3 separate regions of the Homo sapiens genome follow, and regions 2 and 3 are each linked to region 1. A link is a loop called in an ENCODE intact Hi-C map of the cell type or tissue named here. Cell type or tissue: endothelial cell of umbilical vein. All regions are shown on one strand. Links, peaks and the distances in the headings refer to the core of each region. The heading gives the core; the rest is flanking DNA.

What was found. Peaks named below come from ENCODE experiments on the same cell type or tissue, not always from the same donor. Only the 100,000 strongest peaks of a DNase experiment are listed, where the experiment ranks them.
Region 2: a loop joins it to region 1, with 2.3 times the contacts of the local background. A loop is called at or near these places in 5 of 110 quality-filtered maps.
Region 3: a loop joins it to region 1, with 15 times the contacts of the local background. A loop is called at or near these places in 18 of 110 quality-filtered maps.

Annotation. Positions count from the first base shown.
Region 1 is chr7:114,425,156-114,428,516 of GRCh38, forward strand. It overlaps FOXP2 (forkhead box P2), which reads left to right. Exons shown (of 17, transcript NM_014491.4): 2 at 1,347-1,524. The coding sequence starts at 1,357. Among named protein-coding and RNA genes, the nearest start is that of FOXP2, 12 kb to the left of the region's middle. In endothelial cell of umbilical vein, for the core only: no CTCF peak of the experiment used is centred there; a DNase peak (open chromatin) is centred at 1,896.
Region 2 is chr7:115,849,512-115,852,872 of GRCh38, forward strand. No RefSeq gene overlaps it. Among named protein-coding and RNA genes, the nearest start is that of TFEC, 180 kb to the right of the region's middle. In endothelial cell of umbilical vein, for the core only: a CTCF peak has its summit at 1,991 (motif pointing left); a DNase peak (open chromatin) is centred at 1,980; H3K27me3 peaks cover 196 bases.
Region 3 is chr7:114,661,520-114,664,880 of GRCh38, forward strand. It overlaps FOXP2 (forkhead box P2), which reads left to right. Exons shown (of 17, transcript NM_014491.4): 14 at 546-667; 15 at 1,931-2,000; 16 at 2,754-2,917. Among named protein-coding and RNA genes, the nearest start is that of MIR3666, 9.9 kb to the left of the region's middle. RefSeq lists an enhancer at 1-504. In endothelial cell of umbilical vein, for the core only: no CTCF peak of the experiment used is centred there; no DNase peak of the experiment used is centred there.

The DNA.
Region 1 (3,361 bases), core at 614-3,113:
GCATTTGCTTTATAATAAATGCCTTTCAAAATTTTAAATGGACAAAGCATTAAAATATGATCAAGTTTAAAATATTGAAATCATGTAAAAAACAAATTAGATTGAGTGATAAGTTTACTGTCCTTTAGGGTAAGTCCACTGTCTGGTATTACTGTTAAAGTCACAGCACAGCCAGGTTGTTTCTGCAATTCTGTCCATAGAAGTAAAACAGAGAAGTGCATCCATTAGGTTATGGCACAGGATTCAGAGGTCTTTGAGAGCCAAAAATGATCTTTCTAAACCACAGATTCAGGATGTACTGTGAAATTCTGGTTTGTAAGAGCACATTGGTTCTTTATTTACTGCAAGGATTTCCACTGATCTTGGCAGGACATCTCATTGCTATCCTGAAAGTACAGTATATTTATGCAGTGAAAATGATAAAACATTTATTACTGTAGAGAAGGTAATATGCATAATTTATGCTGTTTTTAGCACAATCATTAGTGATATTCTTGATAGATTTTATTTCCAGCTTTCATATCTTATACATGCCTGGAAAATTAATTTTATATCTTTCATTTATTTGCCTATGTTAAAATTGAGTTTTAAGTCATCTTCAAGTGAACAGTTTGATTGCTGCTCATGCATAAGCTTAATTACTTCCCAGGAAGGACAGTATTAAATGTTTTAAATGTCAGAAAAATAAATGAATATGAGCTGTTTGATTAAAAAAATAGGCAATATCTGACGTGTTTGCAGCAGGAGCTTTTTCTTAAAATGCCTCCAAGGCAAAATTTTATTTAGTCACAAAAAAAGAAACCCATTATACTATTTATCATTGGTTGGTACCATATGATTTGTAACACCCTTACAAAATTTTAATTTTGTATGATTAGCTGTGCATCATTAAACAACAGCCTTGCATAAGATGTGCTGTAAAATTCTGACAGAATCAAGATAGTGAATATTTAAAATAAGGCTGTATAGTCATCCATGGTTGTCAAAGGTAGATAATAGGAAACAGAACAGAGTGTGCAATCATGCCTTCATTTAAACTGGTTTTATAGGTAGATTTTAAAATGTGGTCATTCATAAATGCTATTGACCATGCTATATGCATGGTATGTTACTTTGGCTGTTAAATGTAACCGCACAAAAATTGCTTATAGAAACCATAATTTCAATGATTAGCATCTGGATGAAAGCTGAATTTGTATTGCTTTCCTTGGTAAATGACTATTCAAGGCTTTTTTCTTCCCCCTCTTCTAAAGATGCTGTCTCTGTAATTGGCAGAGAGGGACATCTTGATAATGGAAGTGTGAAGGTGTAACGTGTGTTAATTGATACTTCTTAATCACTTTTAGGTATTAAGTCATGATGCAGGAATCTGCGACAGAGACAATAAGCAACAGTTCAATGAATCAAAATGGAATGAGCACTCTAAGCAGCCAATTAGATGCTGGCAGCAGAGATGGAAGATCAAGTGGTGACACCAGCTCTGAAGTAAGCACAGTAGAACTGCTGCATCTGCAACAACAGCAGGTAAGTTTTGTTTTCCTCAGTGCTTCCTTAAAACAAATAAGCTTGTTTTATTGAATATGAAAAATGTATTCATAGCAAACTGAGCATGTTGTGTTAAGCTAAAAGATGCTGAGAATTTATTATTATTTGGAACATGATTGAAGGATGAGTAAAGAGATAAGATTTTCATATTAGTTACGTCATACCAGTACCAGAGTACCCTTCAGGTGTCAGGATATTAATTAAGCTCACAGGATGATTTTTGGAAGGTCTGTAAAGCTTTGTAACAAATATTTTATAGCTTCTAGTTTACTATCTTACATTGTGCTGCAGAACGTGATACTTAGTTTTCCACCAGAGGGCCACATTACTTGATACTTGCTTATACAATGAATTTCTTCAAGTCTGAGCTAAGGTGAAAAGGACCACAAGGACTTTTCAAAAGACAGATGCTTGCCTGCGTTAGCTGCAAATATTAGCTATTAATTAGTTGAAATCTGCTGAGAGATTGTAAATCATGTAAACACTACGATCTGTTGCTTTTCTTGAAATTCATTCCAAGATATTTTGAATATACATCTTTCAATAACATTAAAGAGCACTTTTTGTGTTCTCCTAAGTGTCTCATAAAATGCAATATTCTCTTTAAATCTGGAAATGTTAACAACTACAAAATAAAGGTACACTTTTAAGTAGTCTGTTATTCATTTTATAAGAGATTACTTTTTCCTGATTTTGTAAAAAAAAAAAAAAATTCTTTTCAACCAAAAAATAGCCACTTCATTCTTCACTGACTCAAGTCTGTAGAAACAGTGACAGAGAAAAGAAAGCTTTGAAAGCATATACTTATATTAGGCCAGAATGAGTACACTTGTTTGAAAAGTTTATATTTGTTTTAAAATAAATATTATTTCTTTGTAACTCTGAATTGCACTTAAACTAAATGCCTAAAAATCATTAAAATTACATCCATTAAAATAATGATTATTGAAAAGATTGCAAATTATGTGAAATAATTCACATTTTAAGGTAGTATATAATGAGAAAAATACATCTCAAAAGTTAAAGCAAATGCCCACACTAGAGTAAAATTTAATAGATACATTATTTTAAACAATAACAGCATTAAAAAAGTTACATGGGTTGAATAATGTCTTAACCTTTAGGCATTGTTTTCAAGAATAATCTTTTATAAGAGCTACATAGTACTTTTGAATGGTTTATCTATTATTTTACAATTTTCATTTTTTTCACAGACAATAAGTATTAGAAAAACAATTTATATTTTGTTTTAACAATCATAGGAATTATATGCCTACCACAGTCCCAGGATTAGCTTATTTTACTGGTTACTTTAATAAATACAGTTTTTCAGGATAGCCCTTTTCTGCCTTTGGTGTATTCGCAGGAAATATCACACCAGTGGAATGCTACAATATTCCTCCTAATTTCCCTAAGTGAGAGTCCTAAGTATTTTTAGCCAGATTCAATTTTGCCTGCAAATCCAGTGGATTGCGTTTATAAAGCCAAGTAAAAATAGTAATTGTAAATGAACATCGCAGTTGAGTATCAGTAGATGATAGGTTATGAAAAAATGCCAAGAAATCTTTCTTTATTTTCATAGCTCCAATTGGATGTTAAATAAACAGAAAATGAGTAAAATCATAGCTATAGATTTTAGTACTCTGGAGGCATTTTGATTAGGTCTATAAGGTGTGTTTATAACCTGAGTTTGAAGTTTACTTTGTTCTATGCAGTTCATTATGTAAACCATAAACAAGAGTAAACACAAAAGTTATGCCCTTCAGATGACTGAGAAACTTCAGTCATGTATTGTATGTCTGTAGAGTGCCTTCTA
Region 2 (3,361 bases), core at 557-3,056, 1.4 Mb after region 1:
TGGAAGACCAGAACCCCAAAGAGAGGTATCTTCCTTTATTACAGCCTTGCCAGATCTTTCCAGTGCCCTCTATTGATAATGCCTAGCATTTTGCAACTTGGCAAAGTAAATGTTACCTGGGTTGTATCATTACCATGAAGCATGGGAAGAAATAGATTTGGAGCTGAAAGAAAATAATATAGTATTGGAACACCTAGCTAATCACTTGATTGGATTTTGCATTTCTTTTGCTCTTTATAAACCTGCCTTACTAAATGCTTAAAGACCTTTGAACTTGACAGAATTCTGAACAACTTCATTCTTGAACCATACATTTTTAACTGATATTTAAAATGCTATCTGATTGAATTTTGTTTACCTCATATGAATTTTTAACTTGCTTTTGCATCTTTTGAGATCAATTTATAGTCATGATGTATTGTATAAATTTGCTTTTGTTAGCTCAAACAAAACAATTTATTTCAAGGAAGTGTGTGAGAATAATTAAGACAGGAATAGGAATCTTAGCCATGTAATCAGTCTTCATAAGAACACAGGGAAAAGAGTCATAGTTGACTCTTTATATTTTGGTTGTCATTAATTTTCTCTGAAATCGGAATGCACTCAGGTAGTGGAAGTATCCAAAGTTGAACCAGTGACTGCATTACCTTGTTGCTCACCCCCCCGACAGTGGTAATTAATGATTTTTTCTCATGTGGTCTCTCAGTTGATCTGTATGTTTTTCTTCTGCACCTGCCAACTAAAAACATTACTTTTACTGTGTGATGATGTTTTTCTACTTCACAGCATATACTAATTTAGAATTTATCCTTAATTATGCCATTTTCTCCCTTCTAGCAATTACATGTTGCCTTTTCTCTATGGTCTTTTAGCTTATGTTTCTGCTACCAACATGTTGATATTTTCTCCATATCTCTAGTTCAAATTACAAAGAAGTAGACTTTTATTGATTTTGGCCAATTAATGATCTTTCTTCTTGGGAATAACTCAATTCCAAACCACCTCATAAGTTCCTAGCTGTTTCATGGATTGACTCTCATTGAGTTGATGGTTAACTCCTGATCAAATCAGTAACCATCAGTAGTGTAAGTTCATGTGGCAGACAATATGATCACCAACTTTAGGTTAGAATCCAAATAAAATTACTTCTCTCAGCAAATTACTCACCACATGAAAGGGATATATTGGACTGGTAGAACAGACCAGAAACTTTGAAAGGTCCTCCATAGTACACAACTCAATCTAAAAATACCAATGAAAGAGAGTTCCCCAAAGAATTTCTCATCGCTGGTTCCCGCCAGTGGCTTTTATAACTTTGTATCAGCACCAACAGTGACTTCAGTTGACTGTGCTGATGAACAATGATGGGATCTCCCATGGGTTTCTCTTTTTGACAGTTCCCTATGTCCCTTACCAACAGCTTGCTAGCCTCTTGGAGAATGAAGAGTTCACAATTGCCCTGTCAGCATAACATACAACTAAGCCATAGCTGAGGCAAAGCTTTTTTAGAGTTTTTATAGTCACCTCAAATTTGCAGTTGTTGTGACCATTTCACTGAGCCCTCCTTGACTCAGAGTCAGCTCAACTGCTACAATGTTCAATATTCCCTCTTGGGGGTGGGGGCAGGGGTGGCAGGAAGGAGCTCGCTCTACCCCCTCATGCATTATAAAGATGAAAACATGTTCATTTAATTTAAATCTTACCACTGCGAATTTGGACTTTGCTTTAATTCTCTTCTACCTTTGTAAAAACTATTTATTAAAAAAAGGCAAATTCGGCATAGATGCTTAGAGTTTGAAGGAATCCTTTAGATTATATAGTCAGTACCCCTAATTTTAGAGATGAAGAGAAAAAGCTCCTCCTCAAGTACCCCCTAGAAAATATTCAAGTGGTTACTCCCTTTCCATCTGTCAATAGATGAGACTAGAACTCAGGCTCTTGACTCTTAAGCCCAGTGCTCTTTCTACTATACCATGCTGCCCCCTTGTGTTAATCAGATTTCTTAAGAATTAGTGATTTCATTCACAAGAACAAATTTTATCTGATTGAAAGAGCTATTTGCAAAACATGAATGCATAAGCTTATATAAAAGGATCAGAAGATCCGACATAAACCTCCATTTCACAGTATTTTACCATTTATTTGTATTACTATGCATACTTAAAAACATATTTGTCTTTTCTTCTAATATTAAATTATGTCTTCTTCTAAGATAAAATTAAGGCCCTAAAAGGTAAAGATCGAACACAAAGTTGTGTATTGCAGTGGGAATGAAGGGACAGTCTTACTTTTAAAAAATCACCATCTTTAATTGATCCTCAACCTGTCTTAATATATCAATGATTCTTTTTACTGTAGTTATAGATAGGGTTAATTGGTGTCCTGAGGCATCATGGAGGTCCCTGAGAAAAGTCACAGAATAAAGGGAATAGAAGAACCACCTTTTTAATAGTAAGCATTAAACATTGTGAAAAGTAATAGAAAAAATAACCCAACTTAGAGCATAATAGTCAATTTTACCATATATTTTCACTCAACCCCCTCCCAACAGAAAGTATATTTATAAATAGAAGAACAAAACCAATAAAATATAAGTAAAAAATTAAAAAAACTCTGACTCGATCTGTTATAAGAAGAATTTAAAAGTGTAGAACCGATGTATCGGGGGAAGACAGAAACAGAAGAAAAAATAGGGTAACTAATAAATGAGAGGAAGCAAAGAATTAATTATTGCACTAAGAAGGCTGATATATTGAGCTCATTTTAAAATGTCTTTAAGAAAGAATGAAGAAGAAAAATTTAAATAAGGAGGAACTAATAAAGACAATGAAAATTGCTTATAAAAATGTTAAGGAAAATGTGGAGGACATTTTAAAATAGACTAGTGATTCAGAGCATCTTAAGTAGGATTGTGGAGGCCCTTTTAAAAAAATCTGTGACCAAGACATAGTCAAACATGTAAGCATTGACTTGTATTTTATGTTCTTCATTAACTTTGAATTTTCACAAACATATAAATTACACCTTAAAATATGTATCATTCAAGAAGGATTTCACAGGAGGTGCAGAATCAGTACATACATCTCTATTGCTCTCCTTTTCCTCTTACCTCTGAGTTTCTTTCTGATCATCTTTGAAGAGATTGCTAGCATAAAATGGCATTTGACTAGCATTCCCCAATACAGCCCATTCCAGCCCTATACCCAAATGCCCAGGAAGAACAGAAAACAACAAAAGTTCATAACATTGAAAAGTAACATTGAATAACAAATCACCATTGGAAATGTTGAGAAACACCCATCTATACTCTGTAGTATATTAACCTTAGGAAATGGAGTCCATTAATTTAAACAGCAGGAAG
Region 3 (3,361 bases), core at 557-3,056, 240 kb after region 1:
TTACACTGTAACTTGCATATGTCATCTAATAATACAGAATAAACAAACTCTGTCATTTCATTATTATAGGGATGAAAAGAATGCCTTTGAGCTTATTTGCATAAAGCTTTGTGCAAAATTAACACTTGTCACTGTAGCCTTTTTAGCATTTTAATACCTCAAGCAGGACTGGTTCCTTTGGACATTTCAACCATCCCTGAGTGCTTGATCAGGGACACAACAGAGCTGACCTAATTGTTCTGGCATTTTCAAAGATACTGTAATTTGTACAGATATTGCAATTTAGACCAGTTCAATGAAAGGAAGGTTTTGACACAGCTATTATTAAAATAGCTTGGAAGGTTCTCTTATCACAAAGTTCAAACTGCAGATTCCAGTAATTTGTAAGTTTGAGGTTTGTAATATCATGCCATATTTTGATTTTAATACTTAAACATGTTAAGATTTTTCACTCTGATTAAGTAAGATCAATAATGTAGTATGTTGGGCTGCCTTATTAGACAATATTATTTTTGCCATTTTTTCTTCTCTTCTGTCTGCTTTAGAATGCAGTACGTCATAATCTTAGCCTGCACAAGTGTTTTGTTCGAGTAGAAAATGTTAAAGGAGCAGTATGGACTGTGGATGAAGTAGAATACCAGAAGCGAAGGTCACAAAAGATAACAGGGTATGTTTGTGATAGTTTTGTAATCCTGTATCCTGCATCCACCAGGAAAAGTAAATACTTTAAGTTGGGGCTGGGGTGGGGAGACAGTTAGCTTAATGGCATGCTAACATTCTCGTGGCAATGAACTGCATTTTGAATCTAGGTGTAGGTGGCATAAATCAACAGTAGCCTATCAATTTTTTCCGTAAAAATCATCACAGGACTGTTTTGGTTACTATTTTCATCAATTCAGCATTTCTACGTGTATCAAAAAATTGTTTTTCAAGATGGAACATGCTTTCTAGAGAGAGAGAGACACTTCCTGTTTTTATACAATACAGTAGCTTCCAGTAGAAGCTAAAAGGCTTTTTAAAAATGAGGCTAATTTTGCATATACTGGTAATCCTGAAAGTACCTTTTTATGAAGAATTTATGAGAAGACTTTATAAAAAAATAAGGCTATTTCTTTCTCAAATACTCTCATTTTCCAAGACAAACTTTATCATTTGGACCTACCTTGCTTTTACTCCAACTGTGATGGTTTTCTGTACAGTGCTGTTGAGATGACCAAGGTATACTAGTGTGAGAAAATTACTGGCTGGGAAGTTTGAATTTTGTTTGTTTTATAGAGAACAAGACTGCCAAACTTAAGTCCAAAATATAGTAAAACACATTTTGTGCTTAATTAACTCCATGTAGAATTTACTTATTCCCCCAAACTTCTACTGCCTAATATGAAGAGATGACTTTAATGTATTTTATCTACTATTGGCCCTTGACTTTTGATTTCTATAGTCAAGTATGTGCTAATATCTGCATTCAAGAAATAGTTAATCTATTATGTTGTCATTTAATTAACTATGGTAATTTGTTATGTTAATTCATGGTGTTCTAGAAATTAACCATTAATTATTTCCTGATTGCATCAAATTGGTAATTGTATTGTATATTTACATTTTAAAAATTTTGTATGAATGTTGCTGTTCTTGCAAATGAAACCTTCACACAACTAGAAACAGGTTTAAGGATCCTCAAGGTCATGTCTCACTTTGCCTGCACACCATAGTCTAAAGTTTCATTTCTTATATTCCTGGATCAAGTTAATATGTATTATGTAAAGGGTTATATATTTGAACTCTATTACCTTATTTTTGTGGCCTTATATACATCCAGTATGGACTATTAGTGTGAGACAAGCCAGAACATACCTTTATAGCTGAGACTATTGATATCCACGTTTTATATTTTGACGTATAAATGATCTTTATATATTTTTTTTTTCAGAAGTCCAACCTTAGTAAAAAATATACCTACCAGTTTAGGCTATGGAGCAGCTCTTAATGCCAGTTTGCAGGTAATGTACTTTCCCAGTTTTGTTGTATTTGAATGTTTAGGGCTTTTTTTTTTTTTTTGGCATGTCTTTGTATTTAGGTGAGATTGTGATTGTTCTTAATAGTTGGTTTATCATCCAAGTTGTAGTACCTAGTACTATAGACAGCACTGGTTCTAATTCAAGCTACTTTTGATGTGAAGAAGCAAGAAGGACACCCTGTGGCAAAATCTGGAACATTCGGTTTTTCTGCAAATGCTAGATTGATAGAAGCTTTTGCAAGTGCATGTGGCTATGCATTAATATTTATCCAGGCTGTCATAAATGATTTCACATCATAGTGTTGGGGAACATGGTGCTTGTGGCAAAAACTTTAAAGTTTAATTATAATATATAATTTTTATGCAGAGGAGGCAAATGTCAGGACTTCTTTATTTTGAGTTAAGTTCTGGTCATTTTTAAAAAGCAGAGCAACTGCTTATATTAAACTGGAGTATTTCATTACATGTGTGGATTCAACATTTCATTATGCCAAAGGTTGAAACATGAGTGAGAAAGTTTGCTGCAAGGACGATTGTTTATATTTTCACATCGCACTTAATTTCCTTGCATCTCTGCCACAAGTAGCCAGTTAGGAATTTTTTTTCAATACATTTTCTTTTAATCCTTCTAAAATATCTATTTCCTTATTGGAACCCATTAAAAGAAGATACATGTTTTAAAAATTATTTTAAATGCCATTTTGAAAGTTGTTTTACACAATCTTCATTTCACTAGGCTGCCTTGGCAGAGAGCAGTTTACCTTTGCTAAGTAATCCTGGACTGATAAATAATGCATCCAGTGGCCTACTGCAGGCCGTCCACGAAGACCTCAATGGTTCTCTGGATCACATTGACAGCAATGGAAACAGTAGTCCGGGCTGCTCACCTCAGCCGCACATGTAAGTGTGGTTAACAGACTCTCTAAAGGGAAGAATCTATATTAATATGCTTCTTAAATTTAGAATTTTTCCGAAGTTTTTACTGTTGTATAAGTTGAAAATACAAATTTAAGTGGAGTTAAATTATACCACGTTCATAATATGACAAAGTTTATCAAAATCGGTTTTAATACATTTTTTAGATGATCTCAAATGCCATATCATTATTGTTCCAGCAGTCCTCTACAGATTCTTAGTACTACTAATGTTCTCTTGGGCATAAAGCAGTGTCTAAGATGAATCTACATCTTATGGGTCATTATCACAGGTTGGTTTGTATGGTGCAATAAGAATATTCATGATGGAATAAGTTGTTATAATTTTTACTACTGTTACAGGTCTCTAAACCATTTATGAACTGTAGTCAAGATATTGCCCGTTTTTATAAACCGTAAAATGCAAAGT